Linked DNA regions of Homo sapiens: region 1 is linked to region 2. A link is a loop called in an ENCODE intact Hi-C map of the cell type or tissue named here. Cell type or tissue: endothelial cell of umbilical vein. All regions are shown on one strand.

The links. A loop is a pair of places that touch in the nucleus more often than their neighbours do. Peaks named below come from ENCODE experiments on the same cell type or tissue, not always from the same donor. Only the 100,000 strongest peaks of a DNase experiment are listed, where the experiment ranks them.
Region 1: a loop joins it to region 2, with 5 times the contacts of the local background. A loop is called at or near these places in 27 of 110 quality-filtered maps.

Annotation. Positions count from the first base shown.
Region 1 is chrX:66,203,765-66,206,264 of GRCh38, reverse strand. The region is part of intron 13 of HEPH (hephaestin); the gene reads right to left. Among named protein-coding and RNA genes, the nearest start is that of HEPH, 41 kb to the right of the region's middle. In endothelial cell of umbilical vein, no CTCF peak of the experiment used is centred here; no DNase peak of the experiment used is centred here.
Region 2 is chrX:66,727,753-66,730,252 of GRCh38, reverse strand. No RefSeq gene overlaps it. Among named protein-coding and RNA genes, the nearest start is that of EDA2R, 90 kb to the right of the region's middle. In endothelial cell of umbilical vein, a CTCF peak has its summit at 1,084; no DNase peak of the experiment used is centred here; H3K4me3 peaks cover 356 bases; H3K27ac peaks cover 375 bases.

The DNA.
Region 1 (2,500 bases), 520 kb after region 2:
AAGAATCAGAAGCCACAGGCTTTAGCTCCAGCCCTAATGATGTCTTGATGAAATTAGTTTTACAAAAGGCAAGATACAAGGTGGCAGGAAAGTATTAACTACTGCTGCAACCAGAGGGCAAAGGATGGTGAGACATAGGGAGGGAATGAAATCTTACAGATTTTCTCCTTATAGGATTCTGTCTAGTTTACAAACAGATTTATCATTTGATATTTCTAATAGGCCTATGGGGTAGGTAGGTGCCAGAGGTGCAATCAATTGCACAGAGATGACAGGACTTATTCTACAAGTGACATTGTTAGCCAGAAAGTGAGCCAGGATTTAGATTCAAGTCTGCTGCTCCTTCCCTCCCTCGTTTTCTAGTCCTGTTCTTTCATCTTATACTGCATCATTTTCAAGATGAGTATACCCAGGTTCAGAGACGGGAAGTCACTTTTTAAAATTTCCAAAAACTGAAACAATTCAGCAAGCAAAAAACAAATCACCCCATTAAAAATGGGCAATATATGGGTGTGGCAGCGTGCACCTGTAGTCCCAGCTACTTGGGAGGCTGAGGCAGGAGAATTGCTTGAACCTGGGAGGTGGTGGTTGCAGTGAGCCAAGATCACACCACTGCACTCCAGCCTGGGTGACAGACTGAGACTCTATCTCAAAAAAAAAAAAAGCATGAAAAATAGATCATTCTATCAAAAAGACACATGCATTCATATGTTCATCACAGCACTATTCACAATAGCAAAGACATAGAATCAACCTAGGTGCCCATCAGTGGTGGACTGGATAAAGAAAATGTGGTATGTACAAACAATGGAATTCTATGCAGACTTGAAAAAGAATGAAATTATGTCCTTTTCAGCAACATGGATGTACCTGGAGGCCATTAATTTCTCAGCAAATGAATGCAGGAACAGAAAACAAAAAAGTTCTCACTTATAAGTGGTAGCTATGCATTGGGTACATATGGACATAAAGATGGCAACAATAGAAATTGGGGTGGAGGGCAAGGGTTGAAAAACTATTGGGTACTATGCTTACTACCTATGTGATGGGATCTGTACCCCAAACCTCAGCATCACATAACATGCCCATGTAACAAACCTGCACATGTACCCCCATACCTAAAATAAAAGTTGAAATTAATTAAAAGAAAGATTTAACAAGAGACACTGGGGATTACTAAAGGGGGAGGAGGGATGCGGAAAACGGTTGAAAAACTAACTATTGGATACTATGCTCACTACCTGGATGACAGGATCATTTATATTCTAAAATGTAGCATTGCACAATATACCCATGTAAGAAACCTGCACATGTACTGCCTGAATCTATAATAAAAGTCCAAATTATTAAAAAAACCATTCTCACTTGGGCCCTACCTGAATGCTAGCAACTAATATTATATTTTTAAAAAACTGATGTAAATATCTCTTTTCCTTTTTCTTTTTTTTAAATTATAAGATCTTGTTAGAAGTATCTCACTGGGTTCTGATCAGAAACAAGTGAGAGGAACTAAATAAATAACTGATTTCTACATAAAGTCAAATTTTATTCTCAGTAGTTGCTGATAATTCAATTGTGGCTTAAATTAGTGTTTTCAAAGTCAGTATCAATTAGTAACATATTTTCCTTTTAGCATGTATATAGACAGAGGTGATAGATGGAATCTTCAAAAAAATGTCCAGCCCAGTTATCTGCTTCTGTTTACAGAAAACTTAGCATACATTCCATGGATTTTTGTTTTCATAATTGTATGTCTATCTGAACATCAAAAATCAAGAATTAAAAATAAAGTAAAATTTTTAGATGTTTAGCAGGAAGACTTCAACCTTCAACGAACAACGCAAAGAGTAAAAATTGCTAAAGTGTAGTGACAGCACCAAAAACAAAGTAGTGGAGACTGCTAATTTGTATCTCCATTTCCGTTCTCTCCTTCTTTTTTAGTAATAGAATCACCTAACTTTTAGCTGAGCACATGGCTGACTAATTAGAGATTACATCTTTTAGACTCTTTTTGCAGCCAATTATGGCCATAAGAATTAGTTCAGAACAACAGAGTATAAGAAAAAGTGATATATACAATTTCCATGCTGTGTCCTTATAGACAATGCTGCTTGCCCTGGACTTCTTTCTTTCTTTCTTCATGATAGCCGGGAATAGCTACAACTGGAACAGACATCTTGGCCCCAGAAAGGAAAGCAAGTGCTGAGGATGATAGGGTTCACCTGCCAGCCCTGAATTGCTCATATTTGTATTATTATGTGAATAAGAAATAAAATTCTATCATATTTAAATCACTCTGTTTTAGACATTTTCTGCTACATAGCTTAGTCTGTACCTTAATAAATGCAATGCCATTTTGTCAAGGGACAGCTGAGCTTGAGACATTCAATCCCTTGAGTAAATCCTGTAAAATTTAAGTCCCAGGGTAAATACTTCCAGCTAACTGAAAGAAGAGAGACAAAGATTAAGAGGGTGAAGGTGTGGGCAAGCTTTATTCCCT
Region 2 (2,500 bases):
ACACATGCACATGTATGTTTATTGCAACACTATTTACAATAGCAAAGACTTGGAACCAAGCCAAATGTCCATCAATGATAGACTGGATAAAGAAAATGTGGCACATACACACCATGCAATACTATGCAGCCATAAAAAAGGATGAGTCCATGTCCTTTGCAGGGACATGGATGAAACTGGAAACCATCATTCTCAGCAAACTAACACAGGAGCAGAAAACCAAACACCACATGTTCTCCCTCATAAGTGGGAGTTGAACAGTGAGAACACATGAAAACAGGGAGGGAAACATCACACACTGGAGCCTGTCGGGGTGGGGGAAGAGGAGGGAGAGCATTAGGACAAATACCTAATGCATGAGGGGCTTAAAACCTAGATGATGGGTTGATGGGTGCAGCAAACCACCATGGCACATGTATACCTGTGTAACAAACCTGCACATTCTGCACATGTATCCCAGAACTTAAAGTAAAATTAAAAAAGGAAAACATGCTCAACATCACTAATCATCAGAGAAGAGCAAATGAAAACAACGAGGTACCATCTTATGCCAGTCAGAATGTCTATTAAAAAGTCAGCACAGCTGTTATCTTCATTTTATAGATAAAGAAACTGAGTCTGAAACAGGTTAAGTGCATTGCCTAAGATGACATAGGAAGGATTTAGAGAGGTAAAGATGTGAAACCAGAAAGTCTGGCTCTACAGTTCTGCATTATTGTTATACTATGTTGTCCCTGGCCCGGAGCCCCAACCCCTAAGGCAAGGATTCACCAAATTCTTTGATGAAAGCTATGGACCTTCTCTCCCTACAAGTGCAGAGAAATTTACGTTTTTATTTTTATATACTATTTCAAGGAATTCACTTCCTGACCTTCACCACTGCTACAAACCCTTGTGTATTTCCGGTAGGAATCTCAGATGAAAACTCCTAGCTTTAAAGTTTAAATTCCACCATTCTTAAACTCTGACTCGGCCTCAAACCCTATCAAACCCTATCATTTAACAACCCAGCTCTAGAAAAAGTAGGGCGTGGTTGCGGCACTCATACTGCCCTCTATCGCCGCCTACTGGAATGTCCCTGGTAATGACAACAACATCGCCACACCTGTGGCTTAGAGACCTCTTCGCACTTTCAGGGCGTTTTCACAATAAGGTGCCATCATAGCTCAGGGGTATGAAGCCCCAACTACAGAGGGTGGGGAGTGGAGTCCGGCCTTAAGTCTGTGCCGCCAGTCGTTCCAGCAGAGTCCTTTCCGTCATGCTCTGCTGCACGACGTGTACGGGCGACACCGCCATTTTAGTTTTTTATCAGACTGTCTGCGTCACCAGGAACTATGGCCGCAGCCTTTGGAATTCAGCAGAGGTCGCTGGAGTACATCTTTTTCCTCCCTGACTGTGGTCCTAGGGAAATAATCATGAGCCGCATAAGGACGTTTGGATCAATGATGTCAATGATGGACCACATATATGATGATAGTCCCATAAGATTACCATGGAACTGGAGCTGAAAAATTTCTATAATCTAATTATATCTTTTTTTGTTTGTTTTTAAGAAAGAGTTTTGTTCTTGTCCCCCAGATTGGAGTGCAATGGCACGATCTCGGCTCACTGCAACCTCTGCCTCCCAGGTTCAAGCAATTCTCCTGCCTTAGCCTCCTGTGTAGCTGGGATTACAGGCGCCCGCTACCACGTCTGGCTAATTTTTTTGTGTGTATCTTTAGTAGAGATGGTTTTTCACCATGTTGGCCAGGCTGGTCTCGAACTCTTGACCTCAGGTGATTCGCCTGCCTCGGCCTCCCAAAGTGCTGGGATTACAGGCATGAGCCACCGCGTCTGGCTGCCTAATGATATCTTGATGATCCTGATCCAGTGTAGGGCTAGGCTAATGTGCATATTTCTGTCTCGGTTTTTAACAAAAAAGTTAAAAAGTGAAAAAAAAAAAAAGGAAAGAAAAATGAAAGAAAGAAAAAGATAATTTAAGAAATAGAAAAAAAGCTTATAAAAATAAGGATATAAAGAAAAAATTGTGTACAGCTATACAATATGCTTCCCTTTTAAGCTAAGTGTTCATTACAAATGAATCAAAAAGTTTTTAAAAAAGTAAAAAAAGTTACAGTAAGCTAAGGTAAATTTATTATTGAAGAAATAACTTTTTAAAAAAAATTTAGCCTAGCTCAAGTTTATAGTGTTTATGAAGTCAACAGTAGTGTAATGTCCCAGGCTCTCACATTTCACCCACCACTCACTGACTCACCTAGAATTGTGTCTAGTCCTGTAAGCACCACTCATTAGTAAATGCCCTATAGAAGTGTATCTTTTTTTATCATTCATACCATATTTTTACTGTACCTTTTCTACGTTTAGATACACAAATACTTACCATTGTGTTACAATTGCCTAGAGTATTCAGTACAATGACATGCTTTACAGGTTTGTAGCCTGGGAGCAATAGGCTATACCATGTAGCCTAGGTTATGACATCTAAGTTTGTATCATAGTA